2 separate regions of the Homo sapiens genome follow, and region 2 is linked to region 1. A link is a loop called in an ENCODE intact Hi-C map of the cell type or tissue named here. Cell type or tissue: Caco-2. All regions are shown on one strand. Links, peaks and the distances in the headings refer to the core of each region. The heading gives the core; the rest is flanking DNA.

What was found. Peaks named below come from ENCODE experiments on the same cell type or tissue, not always from the same donor. Only the 100,000 strongest peaks of a DNase experiment are listed, where the experiment ranks them.
Region 2: it touches region 1 in a loop (3-fold over the local background); 2 of 110 quality-filtered maps call a loop at or near these places.

The regions. Positions count from the first base shown.
Region 1 is chr11:74,067,950-74,070,868 of GRCh38, reverse strand. The region is part of intron 24 of C2CD3 (C2 domain containing 3 centriole elongation regulator); the gene reads left to right. Among named protein-coding and RNA genes, the nearest start is that of UCP3, 60 kb to the right of the region's middle. In Caco-2, for the core only: no CTCF peak of the experiment used is centred there; a DNase peak (open chromatin) is centred at 1,608.
Region 2 is chr11:74,121,523-74,124,441 of GRCh38, reverse strand. It overlaps C2CD3 (C2 domain containing 3 centriole elongation regulator), which reads left to right. Exons shown (of 33, transcript NM_001286577.2): 8 at 1,307-1,454. Among named protein-coding and RNA genes, the nearest start is that of C2CD3, 48 kb to the left of the region's middle. In Caco-2, for the core only: a CTCF peak has its summit at 1,330; a DNase peak (open chromatin) is centred at 1,361.

The DNA of each region.
Region 1 (2,919 bases), core at 301-2,800:
AAACAGCATGCTCAAAAGCTTGGTAGTATGAGAGAATGGGACATTGGCCAAAAAAAGGTCATTAAATGTGAGTAAAAAGTAGTGAGAAATGGGGCTGGAAAGACTAATTAGGCTACATAGGCAGCATTTTGTATGCTACATGACTGACACTGCAGGTGAGATGAAACCAACAAAATCTTAATCTGTGGAGAGGCAAGGTCATATTTGTTGACCAGACATGAAATCTTGGTGGCAGTATGAAAAAGATACTGGAGAATACCGAAAGCAGCAATCACTGAGAGGGCCGTCACATTAGTTCAAGTTCTGAAGCCTAAACAAGCAAGGTGGCAGCAAGAATGGAGAACAGGCGACAGAAACTTTCTGGTAGGAGACCATGATTCTACACTCTGTACTTCTGACTTTCCTCTTGCCTTAATAGTGTTCTCAGAGTGTCTGTCCTTTTTATGCCTTGGAAGCTCTTTCTTAAGGAAGGAAATGAGTGGTTCCTTCATGCAAACCTTTATGCAGAGGATTCACAAACAGCCCCAAATTAGGAGCTTTGCCTTCAGCAAAGCTGAGTTCTGAAGCAGCTCTGAAATGGTCTGTGGTCACCACTGTAGTCCTGGTTCTGAAAATAAAAGAACTTCTTGGATACTTATGTTAGAAAAAGCTCTGAGGAACCTTCGGTTAAGATCAGCTTCAATACTCTTAAGGTTTGTATACTTATATTAGACAAAACAGGTATTTCTAGCCCTGTTTTACAAATGAGACAAATAAGGAACAGAGAGGTAAAATGATTTGAAGTAGCATAAGTTATACTCAGTAAAAAGTAAAATCAGCTTCAATATTATCAACTTTTAGAGGCATTCTTTAGCCCATCAAGGCAGAGTTCAGGACACCTCTGGGTTCCCATGTGCTTTTAGCATAGTCTTTATCTTATTGGGTTGTAATTATCTGTCTGTGTTTGTCTCCCGCAGATCAAGAATCAAATCTGACTCACCTTGTACAGGTGTGACACAGAGGAGGTGTCAGCTAATGTTAGCTTAATACACCTGCTGGGCTAAGTTTTTATTAACATAAAAAATTGGACATTGCTTAAGGGGGAAGTTTCCATCCATTCACTCCAGGCCAAAGGGAGAGCACTTCTCTTAACCAGATGGAGATAATTAGAATGATTGCAATGGAAAAAAATCTAAAGTACGAGTCAGGAAACCGTGGTTCTTCTCAATGCTAGTTAACCAGGTATGTGATGAGCAAGCCACTTCTCTGTTCCTTGGTTGCCTTATTTTTATAATAGGGATAGAGATGCCTATCTTATGCGATTTTCAGAGACGTTATCAGCACAACTTTAGTGTGTAAGAAAACAGTGTGCAAGCTGTAACGCATTATCTAAATATGAGAAGTTGTTATTTTAATCTCACTGAAACAATTACACCTTTCTTGATGCATAAAATTCTTAAATGGCATAACTGGTTCACCTCAGGTCTTCTTAATGTGTGTCCCAACCCTGTGGGGGGTATAGCAGCCTTCTTTTGGGCTGCTTCCAAAAGTATTTCAGAACTTGACCTTTTTCAGAATGTAAACAGGCCCAGATGAATTTCCACCTACAAGAGGAGAGCCAGAGAAACCTGATAGACCTGCTCTCCCAAGCTGATTTCTTTTTCACCCACCTGTTTGGCTAAAAGGAATGTGTCTGTTCAAGACTAAATAAGGAACTATCTTCTTCCAAAGTCAAAATAGTTTTGTTTCAAGGCCTTTAGCAAATAGCAGCTTTAAAAATAAACTGGAGGATGGCCGGACGCAGTGGCTTATGCCTGTAATCCCAGCACTTTGGGAGGCTGAGGCAGACAGATCACTTGAGGTCAGGAGTTCAAAACCAGCCTGGCCAACATGGTGAAACCCTTTCTCTACTAAAAATACAAAAATTAGCTGAGCGCAAGCCTGCAATTCCAGCTACTCAGGAGGCTGAGGCAGGAGAATCACTTGAACCCAGGAGGTGGAGGTTGCAGTGAGCCGAGATCGTGCCTCTGCACTCCAGCCTGGGCGACAGAGTGAGTGAGACTCCGTCTCAAAAAATAAATAAATAAATAAATAAACCAGAGGGATGGGGGTAGTGCCATGAGAGATGTGAGCAAGGTTGATATATATCTAGAATTAGAATTTTACTGTGGAAGGTGGTTTGAGAGCACTTATTTCTGATGAGAAAACCGAGGCCCAGTTAGCCAGAATGAAGTGGTGTATCCAATATGTCACACTAAAGCAATGGCAGACTACATTGGAACCTAGGTGTCCTGCCTCTGGGAACAGTGATTGGTCCTCTCTGCTGATCTTCCTCAGAGCTTTCTTGAGAAGATGTTGCTATCTTCTGTGGGTATGTACTGCAAGCAGACAAGGCAACTCCTCTCTCTAACCCTGGGCAACTATCTGTAGACAAAGGGCAGTGGGAAGTCAGCAAACATTTAATAAGGGCCTTGGGAATACTCTGTGCATTCAAAGAGCTCTCAGTCTAGTGAGGGAAACACAGATTATTATACAATATGTGAGAGCTGCTGTGGTAGAGCCAGGTTATCTCTTCCTAATTGTGAGGATTTATGACATTTTATTGGAAGAAATTAGTTGAAGCTTAAGACCGAAAAAGGAAAATGGGAGAAAGAATGAGAGATGAAAGCTATATCAGGCAGAGGAAATGGAACCCACTCCAGCCATTTTAAGCAGAGAGGAGTTTAATATAGAATATTAAGGTACTTTAAGTCATTAGAAGGGCTAGAGGAGTGAGCTCTAGGCTAAACTTCTAGGAGGGAACCACTAAATCTTTTAAGTTCAGAATACAGTGCCAAAACTGAAATCTAAGAATCAGAAGCTCTCGTCATAGCCATTGCCACAGGGCCTCTCTGCACCCAGGGACCAAATGCTAGATCAAAAAACACAATGTCTCTACAT
Region 2 (2,919 bases), core at 295-2,794, 54 kb before region 1:
TAAAGAATTGTCTGACCCAACATGTCAGCAGGGCTGAGATTGAGAAACCCTGCTGTAGCCTAAGGAAAGGTGAGGAAGGGAATGTTAACTATCTGCTTGTTCAAAATAATATAAGAACACTGTCTAATTTGAAGGTAGTGATTATATACTATTTTCTTGAGAAATTAAGGAAAAAAGTATAGCAGCTAGCTTGAAAGGAAGCAACATGGAAAGAAATAATAAATAAAATGTGTATTACAGTACCTGGCATCATGTTCATTAAGAAATCATTAAGTTCACTAACAGGTGCTTATTAAATGTTAATTACTGTAGGAGAAACAGAAATATATGCATACTTTGCCCTCAAGGAGCCTAAACTTTGAGGGAAAATATGGAATTTATACAAGGACCTGAAAGAAAGTTAGAAAGTAAAAATTGCTATCAAAAAAGGGACCAGTAATCCCAGCACTTTGGGAGGCCAAGGTGGGTGGATCACCTAAGGAGTTAGAGACCAGCCTGGCCAACATGGTGAAACCCCATCTCTAAAAATACAAAAATTAGCCAGGCATGGTGGCAGGCACCTATAATCCCAGCTACTAGGGAAGCTAAGGCAGGAGAATCACTTGAACCCAGGAGGCAGAGGTTGCAGTGAGCCTAGATCATGCCATGGCACTCCAGCCTGGGCAATAAGAGCAAAACTCCACCTCAAAAAAAAAAAAAAAAAAGATACCAGCGTGGGATTTCAAAAAAAAAAGGAGTATTTGTTCCTTCAAAATTCTGAGTTTATAGTTACTTATATGCTTATCTTCCTATTAGTTTGTAAACTGTGTTTTATTCATTTTTTGTATTCGATATAGAACTAATATCACCATAATTAGTCCTAAATACACGTATTTTTGTTTATTGGAAGTGGGTGTATCTGTGAATTTTTTGCAAAATCGATATATAATATTTAACTCATTGAATTATACCCTTTTTTCTCCCTATCAGACTATAAATAATACAAGAGTACAGATTGTGTTAGCTTAGCCACCTCTATATCTTCCAGGACCTAGCACATAATAAGTGACCAATAAATGTTTGTTGAATACATGAATGAGATCACAATCAGTGTCAGTAGTGTGTTTCTGAATACTGGTTGTTAGCATCCCAGAGGAGGGGTAGTATAATTGGGAAATATTTATTCAGTAGTCTTTTGTTTAATGTGAGTCTTTTGTTTAACATATCTCCTTCCACATTTAGAACCTCAGAAAGTTTCACTAAAGAGAGAATAGTTCAGCTGAAACTTCTATTAAAATTCTTCTGCTTTGTTTTCTTATCTCTGCAGTGCTGAATTATCCCAAGGCAATTTCTGGGATGGGCTAGGCTCTCCTCCAGATTCCCCATCTCCTGGGAGTGATGTGTATTGCATCAGTGAGCTGAATGACCCTCAGTATGACCAGAGTCTTCTGGAGAATTTATTTTATACAGCACCTGTAAGTCACTGAACCTGAAGCATTGAGAATTAGAGAACAAATGTATTAATAATATTAGTAGCTGCAGGCATGACAGCTATGCATTTTACATAACTTACCTTACTTAATTTTAATGACAACCTCAAGAGGAAAGTATTATCTTCATTTTACAGATGTTGAGACAGGCCTAGTAGGATTTGAATATTTTGTGCAAGAACATATAGCAAATAAGTATTAGAGCCAGAATTCAAATTCACATTTGCCTGAGTCCAAAGCCTATGGTTTAATTAATATATTTTATGGTTTCCTTAGAGCTTTTATAAGGAAGAGCTGATGTAGTTATACCCTCAGAACCATCCTTAACTGGTATCTGTTAAAAATATTCCAAAAACACTTCTTACTCACAGGAGACAAAACTCTTCTGGCCTGTAAGACAGGGATTCTCTTTTCTGGCAGCTCTGGTTTTTTCAAAGTTCTTTTTTCTATCAAGCCTTATGCTCTTTTCATTGGCTTAGCATCTTCTAGAATCTATACATACTATGTCCAATCCCTGTTCCACAAGTAGTTATTTATATGTGTGAAGGTTCATACTCCTGATTTTCCTTTTCTCCAGGTCAAAAAAAGATACTGAAATACAAGGTAGTTTATATCAGCCCAGTAGTAAGCCAGTGAGGGCTACCACAGTTTGGAAGAAGCAGGGAAAACTTTTACATGAGATTGTGGGGAAAAACCATAATGAAGAATAAAGGGTTTTAACTGAGATTGAAAGATAGTGTTTTGAGAAGCAGAGAAAAGATACAAAATGGGCGTAGAAAGAATGACCTGTGCAGAAAAACACATTTTTGCGCTACAAGGGACCCAATTGACTAGATGAGAATTTGTGTGGAAAAGGAGTTGATAAGGCAGGCTGGCACATTGCAGCCAATCTGTGAAAGGCTTTTCATGTCAGGTGAAGAGGAAATCACATATCACAAGAGTGTTCTAGGAATCTGTGTCTGGCAACCCTACAGTGGGGCAGACTGAAGAGGGAATAACGAGAAGCAGATAGGAAGCCACTGGGCTACGGGAAGCATGAGACAGAATGCCTGAATGAGAGTACCTGCAGTGGAATTGGACAGGAGGTGGTGGACGGGAAAGACATTAGGAACTGTTAGGATTTCATGACTTCCCACCTTCACAGTCATCACTGATACTGTGTTCCCTATAGGATAAAGAGGAAATATTTATTACACATTTATTACCCATTTTCTGTGTGCTAGGGACTTCACATCTTATCTGTCATTTATTAAATACTTGGGGGGGTTGTTTGTTTTGTGTTTTTATGGCTGAAACTAATAGAACACTAAATACTGTTTTTAATTCATTATTTTGTTTAATTCTTTTTTTTTTTTTTTTTTTTTGAGACGGAGTCTCTCATTCTGTCACCCAGTCTGGAGTGCAGAGGCATGATCTCGGCTCACCGCAACCTCCACCTCCCAGGTTCAAG